Regions from separate parts of the Mus musculus genome. Here region 2 is linked to region 1. The links are chromatin loops, found by intact Hi-C in ENCODE. Cell type or tissue: heart. All regions are shown on one strand.

What was found. A loop is a pair of places that touch in the nucleus more often than their neighbours do. Peaks named below come from ENCODE experiments on the same cell type or tissue, not always from the same donor. Only the 100,000 strongest peaks of a DNase experiment are listed, where the experiment ranks them.
Region 2: a loop joins it to region 1, with 4 times the contacts of the local background. A loop is called at or near these places in 7 of 42 quality-filtered maps.

Annotation. Positions count from the first base shown.
Region 1 is chr7:99,105,584-99,110,583 of GRCm38, reverse strand. Uvrag (UV radiation resistance associated gene) reads left to right here. Exons shown (of 15, transcript NM_178635.3): 3 at 1,487-1,521. Among named protein-coding and RNA genes, the nearest start is that of Uvrag, 33 kb to the left of the region's middle. In heart, a CTCF peak has its summit at 2,826 (motif pointing left); no DNase peak of the experiment used is centred here.
Region 2 is chr7:99,227,394-99,232,393 of GRCm38, reverse strand. All of the region lies in intron 2 of Mogat2 (monoacylglycerol O-acyltransferase 2), which reads left to right. Among named protein-coding and RNA genes, the nearest start is that of Mogat2, 8.7 kb to the left of the region's middle. In heart, a CTCF peak has its summit at 2,820 (motif pointing right); no DNase peak of the experiment used is centred here; H3K27ac peaks cover 695 bases.

The DNA of each region.
Region 1 (5,000 bases):
GGCAGCCTGTCCACAAGGAAATGCCTTAACACCAGAGCTGCTGGGAGGGAGAGCTTCCCTGCAAGGGTGGACATCAGTGCACTCCCTGGGCATGTCATTGTTCATTCATAAAAACAGAATTGGCTGAGTGTCTGTCCTTGTGCCAGGGACAGTTCTGAGAGATGAGGACACGGTAGTTATAGGGTTTGGGCCCACAGTAACAAATGGAGTGTCTAGGCACACATTGCAATCATGGCCTTTGTCCATGTATCGTGCCTCAGTTCATCTCAAGTACCAGTAGTGTGTGGATCACATGTGAGAAACACTGTCCTGTAGCAACAGGGGACTCCAGGAGTCCCTAGGGTCTGCATTGACAGTGGCATGGAGATAATCTGGGTGGGTGGCTGCAGAGCACTGGAGGGTTGTCGGGAATGTCTATCAGGACCTATAGCATAGTTTTATTTTATTTTATTTATTTTTTGGTTTTGTAACATTTGATGCTATATATGAAGGTTTATGGAATCATGAACATTTTAAAAATATTTATTTATTTATTTAATGTATATGAGTGCTCTGTCTTTACACACACCAGAAGAGGGAATCAGATGGTTGTGAGCCACCGTGTGGGTGCTGGGAATTGAACTCAGGGCCTCTGGAAGAGCAGTCAGTGCTCTTAGTCATCTCTCCAGCCCTGGAATCATGAAATTTTAATGCTTGCAGAAGAACTTCAGCTATCCAAATTTTCCAAGTTGAGAAAGGGCCTGACAAAGTTGAAGAGGTAGAATGTTAGCACAAGCACAAATAAAGCTTGGGTCACATGGTTTCTAAATTGGTATTCATTCTACACTCCTATGAGGGAATGTTCTAGAGGTGCCTGAAGAACAGAGAGAATCAGTCATAGATACTGGAAATGGGGGATTTGGGAGTCAGAGGTTAAAGTACTTGCTGGACAGATGAAAACTGGAGTTTAAATTCCCAGGACCCACCTGGATGCAGGGGGACTGTGGCAGCCCACCTGTAATCTAGCCCCAGAAGGCAGAGATGGATCCCCAGAGCCAGCTGGCTGGCCACACGAGCTGTGTAGAGGAGGTTTTGGCTTGATTGAGATATCCTGCCTTAAAGAGAATAGGGAAAGAATCCTGACCTCATCTCAGCCCCCTGAAGGACCCCCCCGCCCCCCCCTCATTGTGTTCACATGAAAAGAAAGGAGTGAGTAGAAATGGGAAAAGGAGAACATTTGGATTTTTAAGGGCTTAAATTAGAATGTGCTGCAGAAGGAGACAGGTAACAATTCCGAGACTAAATCTGAACAATTTGTGATGTGCTTCACTGATGTTTTTCCTCCTTAAGAGACTTTTACTTAATTTTGGTTTTCTATTCTCATTGGTAAAGATGGCAGGCGCTGGATCAGTTTAGACGCCTTCCTAGAGCGCCAGAGCCTTACAGTGCTTAGTTAACGAGCTGCTTGTCTTTCCTGTCACTTACTGTTGTTTTTCTTCTTTTCCAGAATTTTATAGGAGTGAAGTGATTAAGAATTCCTTGGTAAGTTTGTTTCCCAACAGGTACATGTGACACCGCGTATATCCCTGATTCTTAAGATGTGAGTGGTTTGCGTTGAGGTCTGGTTCTTTGGTTATGTGTGGTTCATGCACAGATCTGTTAATGTTCAGTTGTTTCTGATTTTTTAAATTGTTGTAAACTTTAATTTTGCATCATTTTCATTTATAAAAAATTTAATGATTTTTGATTCTGTATTTATTTGGGTAAAATTCATAAAAGTAGTTTGTACAGGCCTCTGTATACAGGACTAATTTCTGGGTGATAACAGCCTTGCTCAGTTAGCTGGCCGTGTCTAGCTGGGCATGGGTACATACCTGTAATACTAGGGTTTGGGAGGAAATAGCCAGGAGGGTTGTGAGCCTCAGCTACACAGTGAGACCCTGGCACCAAGAAACCAAAACCAAAACAACGAGCTACCGAGCATCCCACGTCTCTCCATCTGGAAAGGGTCGTTGTGGAATTGTGTGTATGTGTGAGGATGCACAACGGTGCTGCTGGGCAGTTTCCCTGATTCTGAGTTTTGTGTGAATGAAGTAATGCAGTAAGCCCCTGGTGACTGGCGCCCACCTGTGTGTTGGCTTGGTTGTCAGGATCAGCTGGCCCTGTGTGCTGTGTTTGATTTGTTTGTGTGTATTCTACTGAGTGAATATAATAGGTGATCATTTTTTCCCCTGTTGGTGAGCATGTTTGACTTCTGGTTCGAGCCAGCGTGCATCCTGCTGCTGTAAATACTGCCCTGGGTGTCTGCTGGCGCATGCATGCTTTTCTCTGCAGCCTGTAGTCTTCAGTCCTGTGGATACACACCCGATCAGCCAGGGCTTCTGGCTGGTTCCACACCATTGCTATTTCATTTCTACTCACTGCATTGCTGGGAGAATTCTGATTATATTATTATGAACACTTGATGTTTTTAAAAATTTAGGGAGCTGGAGAGATGGCTCAGTGGTTAAGAGCACTGACTGCTCTTTTCGAGGTCCTGAGTTCAATTCCTAGCAGCCACATGGTGGCTCACAACCATCTGTAATGGGATCCAATGCCCTCTTCTAGTGTGTGTCTGAAGACAGATGCAGTGTACTCATGTAAATAAAATAAATAAAAAAAATTTTAAAAAAAATTTAGATGTTGATGCAAATCATATACAGGACTTTTTTGCTTTTGCAATCGAGGCAGATATTGTAAAGTTAGAATATCTAGTGCCAAAGGTATGGTTAACTGAAAAGACTTGATAGCAGTTACAGCTTTTTAAGGGTGTGCTTGTAGGCACAGGGCTTCCAGAAGACTGCCACCTGGTGGTTAAATACTTGAGAACTTTAGTGATTTCTCCCCCACACCTCTCTGTCTTCCTCTCTCCTTCTCCCTTTCTTTCCCCCCTCCTTTCCTCTTTCCTCATCCCTCCCTCCCAAAAGAAACCAAATCAAAATGGAGATGGGTGGGAAGGATACGGATAGGGAGGGAGGGGGACGGAAGTGTGTCTGCAGGTTGTATGCCAGAGTCACAGTTCTTTTCCACATTCCTTTAGTTAATAACAGTTAATGGGGATAATTCCGCTTTGTTTGCCTCTGACTTCAGCTAGACATACCTTCCCCCAAGTTATTATTATTTCTGTTGTTATTGTTTTTTTTTTAGAGACTGTATCCGTACTATGATTGACAGGCCATTAGAGTGACTAAAATGATTGAAAAGTAATAGTGGGAGTGGCTAGCCAGAGCCCCCAAAGTTGATTTGATACCCAGAGCGGGTCGGTGTGTGGAGATTCTCTACACGAGTCTCTTTAGTGAAGAGGTGTGATTGTGACCAGGTTAGGTGAGTTCTGTACATTATTTCCCACGGAAGACAATGCTTCAAGGTAGGGTGTATTCTTGTTTCAAAGTGAGGGAACAGGCCAGGAACTTGATGTGGGCTGCACACAGCTTGTAACAAATAAAACTGAAGTTCTGAGGCTCTAACCGCACACACACTTCCTTCAGCTGTTTGACCTAGAGGTCAGTGAGCCTTACTATTGCATAAACAAAGCCCAGAGCAGACATGTTTAGAGAAAACACGAGATACAACTTAGCAGAGCCATCACTGGCATCATGACTGGAGTTGTTTTTCAGCAGAGATGGGAAGATGGGCAGGATCAGTAGGTCTTTGTGAGTTACTGACTGCCTGTGGGGTGCTCCAGTCTCTCTCCAGTGCCTCTGTGGAACTGCGGCTGAATAAATTAACATTTGAGCTGTCTCTGTGTTGCTCATGCCAAAACTGTGACCCTGGGGTAAATAACTGCATCACCATCAATCTTCCAGCTTCCTCTGGCTCCACAGTTGGGAGCTAGGCTGAGCTAGCTCAGGTAGAAGATGCCGCGAAGACTGTAGGACTCTGATTTACTTCGGGGTTGGGGGAGCAGTCAGGGAAGGTTGCTGGCAGTAAGTCATCCCTCAGCTGGGTCAGGAGGCCTGAGCTGAGCTGAGGAAGGGCAGGGAGGGAGTTTGCTGGGCTTCTACTAATTAAAAAAGCCAGCATGAATTGTAAAGAGATACTCTGAATATGCTTTTTAAAAATTGGTACAGCTTTTATACATTTTTAGTTGTGTTTCTTGTGACTATGTAGTTGCTATTAAACAGTTTAGAGAAACAAATGCTGGTAATAAACAATTTTTAATTTTCTTTGGGATGGGGTTTTTCAGTGTAGTCCTAGCTGTCCTGGAACACACTATGGAGACTCAGAGGAGCACTGCGTCTAGTGTTAGGATTAAAGCCATGCACCACCAACCCCCAGCTGATAAAGGCTTTTTAAAACTCCTGATAAGAGGTAGTGATCTTATGTCCTCTGGTTGGCAATTTGTAGGCAGTGAACTTTTAAGACTATAGCAGTCCTAGTAGTCAGTGGATGTAGACTGGGTCACCTGACGTTACTATTTGAACAGTCTCTTTCACCTCAAAATTGAGTTGGTATGTGTAGGTGAAAGAGAAATTTAAAAAATCATATGGATCAAAAATGTTGGGCATGGGGGCTGGAGAGATGGCTCAGTGGTTAAGAGCACTGACTGCTCTTTCAAAGGTCCTGAGTTCAAATCCCAGCAACCACATGGTGGCTCACAAACCATATGTAACAAGATCTGACACTCTCTTCTGGAGTGTCTGAAGACAGCTACAGTGTACTTAAATATAATAAATAAATAAATCTTAAAAAAAATATTGGGCATGGGGGCTGGAGAGGTGGCTCAGTGGTTAAGACACTGACTGCTCTTCCAGAGGTCCTGAGTTCAAATCCCAGCAACCACATGGTGTCTCCCAACCATCTGTAATGGGATTGATGCCCTCTTCTGGTGTGTCTGAAGTCAGCCACAGTGTACTCATATAAATAAAATAAATCTTAACAAAAAAATATTGGGCAGTAGCTATGAATAGATGGTAGGCTGTGTCTGCATGTACCAACTTGAGAATTCTCCCTTGTGTACTGGCGACTGTTTTGTAAGCTCA
Region 2 (5,000 bases), 120 kb before region 1:
CTGAGAAGCAGAAGGCTGGCTGGGAGGCAGGGGCCTGGACAAGGCTTATGAAAGAGCATTGCTTCTCTCTGGTTGTGGGACCAATATGGTCACTGAAGAGTAAATGTGGTTTGAAGGGGATGTGTGTGTCTTATAGGAGCAAAGCTAGCAGCAGCCCTGGTTTTGAGCCAGGTGACAAATAGTAGGTCTTAAGGAATCATCAACCCCACATTACAATAAACAGTTGGGTGTGACCTGACTCCCACAGCAAACTCTCTTACAGGCTTAATGTTTCTGTACTGGTATAGGACTGCCTCAGAGTCAATCCTGCCTTACCACAGGCAGGCTGAACATCCTTAGGCAAGGCTTGGCCCGTGCTGGCCTCAGTGTCCCTAAGAACCAACAAGCAGTGAGACATCTCCTACCGTGAGTGTCCTCAAATCTGGCATCTTTGGTTCATGACACTTTCAGGTCTCTGTGAACATGTGGCCTTGGACTTGAAGGTTGGTCCTGAGTGGAGCAGAGTTGGGCTCCTTTGATGGGATATGGGTAGACTGAACCCAGGAACTACAGGCAGTGCTGGCTTACTGATGGGATGAGATGGAGTGGGGATGCAGGCCAGGTGAGGTCAGTTAGAGCATGGCTTGTCATGATCCTCATCCAGATGTGCCACGTATTGGTGGTGCGACCTAAGCCGGGTTGCCCAGTCTCTCTGTGAATCTGTCCTGTCACACTTAAGATAGAGATAGCCGAGCATGGTGGGACACACCTTTAATTTCCAGCATTGGAAGGCAGAGGAAGGAAAAGCCTTATGAGTTTGAGGCCAACCTGATCTATATAGTAAGTTCCAGGATAGCCAGGGCTATGAAGAGAGACCCTGTCTCAAAAACAAACAAATAAACAAACAAACAAACAGGGGCTGGAGAGATGGCTGGAGAGAACCTAGGTGTAGTTCTTACAACCCACATGGCAGCTTACAATTGTCTAAACTCCTACTTGAGGGAATCTGACACCCTACACAGACAGACATACACGCAGGCAAAGCACCAATGCATATAAAACAAAAATAAATAAATAAATCATTAAAAAATGAAAAAGAATCCATGCAGTGGTGGCGTGTGCCTTTAATCCCAGCTCTCAGGAGGCAGAGGCAGAGGCAGAGGCAGAGGCAGAGGCAGAGGCAGAGGCAGAGGCAGAGGCAGAGGCAGAGGCAGAGGCAGAGGCAGAGGCAGAGGCAGAGGCAGAGGCAGAGGCAGAGGCAGAGGCAGAGGCAGATAGATCTTTGAATTCTGAGTTTGAGGTCTACAGAGTGAGTTCCAGGACAGCTAAGGATACACAGAGAAAGCATGTCTTCAAAAAACAAACAAACAAGATAGAGATGATGCCATGTTCCTTCCTGGACATGTGTATTCAAACAGTCTGTGAAGACAAAGCCCTTGGAGAATAGCTGGTCTCTCACCATGTCATTGAGTCAGTAGGACACTACCTGGAACTGACCAGTCTTCCCAGACTGACTTTTTTTTTTTTAAGATTTATTTCTTTATTATATGTAAGTACACTGCAGCTGTCTTCAGAAACCCCAGAAGAGGGTGTCAGATCTCATTAGGGATGGTTGTGAACCACCATGTGGTTGCTGGGATTTGAACTCAGGACCTTTGGAAGAGCAGTCAGTGCTCTTAACCGCTGAGCCACCTCTCCAGCCCCCAGCCTGACTTCTTCCTCTCCATGCAGAGTCCAGGACTCAAGTTCCCTGCTGGCCAAAGGGGAGCGGTGGGACCAACAGGCTCACAAAGGTTAAGCAACTTGCTTGTATCATGGGGACTCCAGTCAAGGATCACACCCTGTGCCCGTTTGAGAGTCCTGGGGCCCCATAAGGCTTGACAAAGGTTGAGTGACAGTGGTCATGCAGGAGCCCATAGCTTTCCAGTAAGCAGGGCCTCCAAGGAAAGGGGCTGGCAGGGAACAGGGAGGGGCTAGCAGAGACTGTCCATCAAGGGCATTGAACATTTTAGTGTCCAGTGTGAGGGAGCCTAGACTAACATGACAGTCACTTCCACTCCTCAGATTTGTTTATTCTTTAGGGGCCCCTCCCAGGATCTCAACACGAACAGCACAGCACAGCACTGCACAGCTTGTTGGAAGTCAAGAGCAACCATGGCATTTCTTGGGCAGAGTCCTAAGTCCTCACTCCAGGACCTCTGAACTCTGTGACTCTGAACCCTCTTCCTGCCTCGCCTCTCTCTAGGCTCTGTGCTGGGGAGGTCAGGGTTCTCTGGGGAGGTGTAAGAGGCATCAAAGGAAGCCTGCTTAGTTCTGGGCTCCGCTGAGTTTTGCAGATTCTGGCTCCGACTTCACTTTCCTTTTGGGAGCTATAGTCCTGAGCGCACCAGGAAAAAGAAAAGCCTTTCTGTAAAGGGCACGCAGCACAGGCAGAGGCCAGTTGCTCATCCAGAGGCCTCCTGAGCTGGATCTGGCTGTGCAGTGCGACCAAAGCAAAAGCTAGCCTGAGTAGTGGCTGAAGAGGATCAGGTCAGTGGAGGTTCCCAGAGGCCTCTGCTCAGAAGAGACATTTTCCAGACCTGGGTAGCCTAGGGCTCTAGAGGGCATCTATCTGCCTCTGCCCACTTGGTTTCCCAGCAGCAGGGCTGACAGAAGGGATAACAAGGATGTTCACCATCTTCCTGATCCTTCCTCAGCCAGGGGACTCTGTCTGATTTGTAAAAATTCTAGTTTCTCGTGTTGTTGTTGTTGTTGTTGTTTTTTTTTTTTTTTTTTTTTTTTTTTTTGCCTACCCCAGGCTTTGTGCCTAAGCTCCAGCCAGGGGCAGGCAATACCCGTGAGTGGCCAGCAGAGGGAGAGATGCTGGTCTCCTGGGATGTGCCTGGCCTAGGATTGGAGTGACCAGGAGTGCACTGTAGCTTGCAGACTTTATTTTCTACCAACTCCCTTCCCTTCTGGGTACTTTTCTTTTCAGCTCTGCTGCACACACACACACACACACACACACACACACACACACACACACACACACACACACCAAGCCTCTGCATTCCCCTTCCAGTGCAGTGAGTGGTCTTTTGATGACTTTCACGTCTTGATTATTTGTTACTATGATTTTACAAAATAGCTTCCAGGGGTGGAACTACCCAACAAAATCAGAACACTGCTCCTTTACTGACTCCCTAAGAGTTAATGGTGGGGCGTCAGGCAGTTCACGGAGAGGGGCTGTCCTCACCACATGGGAAAGGTGGGCCCAGGAGCTGGGTGTCCCCGTGGAGATTTCATCACCCAGAATAAACACTGTCTACACAGGCCAAGACCTTGGGAGGGACCAAGTTCTGTGGCCAGGACCCTGACCTGGGGTCAGGAAGTGCTGGGCACATCACACAGATCATTGAGTCAGCTCGGAGGGGTGCTGACCACCTCTCACCCCACTCCTGTCCCTGCCAGCAAGAAGCTTCCAGCAGGCTTTCTCAATCCCTGCTGAGAGCCGTGATAGATAAGCCCTTGTTTCCGACTGTTCTCACCCGTGGCAACTACCTACCAGGTACCAGCACCATCGTCTTCAGCCATGACAACTGAAAATGTCCATAGACAGACACCAGTGGGAGATGGCAAACTTGTTCCCCTTAGTGAGAACCACTGCCCCAGAACCTGTGTTCTGGGTCCTAAACTCCCCCCTCTGACTCATCCCTCCTTCTCTTTACTCTAAGTCCAACCAAGAGCCTTTCTTTCTCTACGTTCCGCTTGCTCCTCGTGCACCCTTCCTTGGGATAAAACCCATCTTTGCAACAGCCTGCAAGCTCCTGCAGCCTGAGCCCTTACCCACCCCTCTTTTCACTCTTGCTATCCCAGTTCCCCAGGTCACCAGTGCAGGGGGCATGACTGGAGCACACCCCCACTTCATTAACATCCACTGTCTTTCATTTGGGAGGGCTTTGCAATGCCCCGGGCTCAGCCTGGCTTTGTTCCCTCAGTAACTGTGTGAGTCAAAGCAAGGCCACGAGTCTCAGTTTCCTCCTCTGTGCACTGGGGCACGGATACCAACATTGCTCTCAGGGGTGACAATGGAGGACAAAGTGGGTTGGCGTGTGCCATACCTGGCACAAAGTCAGTGCTGCAGCTGTTCGTCCACTCTGACACTCTTTCCGGCTCCCAAGGCCTCGTACAGGCCTAATGTCTTCAAGTCTGTAATAGTCTCAATGGTATAAAACTTAAGGTATTTTATGGGCCATAAGAAATACACCTTCAGTGAGACATGTGAGGTATATACTGATTTCAAGATGGTGATGGGAGTATAGCTTAGAAATGAGGAACATGTCCATAAATGGCCTTGAGCTCCAGGCAGAGGACCTCACTGTGTGGCAGGAAGGTGGAGCAGAGAATTTAACTGAGACTCTGTGGAGGCCAAACCCACACCCGGGACATTGCAAGGGCAGATAAGATAGCTTTTTCTTCAACCATTCATCTGGCTGGATGGAGGATACAGGGAAGTTGCTTCAGGCCTTGCATACACACACGTGCCCACCCAACCAGCCACACATGCATGCGCACACATACATGTACACATCTGCATTCATTCATTCACACACACAAGGAATAGGCACTCACACTCAAGGCCAGCACCAGATCTACTGAACCAAACCCTGTTTTCCTGCCAAGTAATTTAGGTGCACAAGTAGGTCATGAACCACTTTCCCTGTATGAAAATCTCCGTCCACCTGCCCTGGAGTGCGTGAGGAGGCTGCCGATGCAGAGCCTGAGGGAGGTAACCTGGACTAAAGTTCCAAAGCTATTCCTGAGTGCCAAAGTTCCAAAGCCAGTCCTGCATGCTCTGTGTCCTGAAGCAAAGGCTTTCTGGCTCCCTCCTACGCTCTCAGCAAGAGATGGCAGGTCTTAGATCCAAGTCACCTCTGTGCTTCTAGGCAATTCTCTTATCGCCTCTGTACTCCGCTAGCTCACTTGTGCAATAGGCTAACACACTGCAGCCAGCCTCTAGGGCCCAGGTAAGTGCTGTAAGC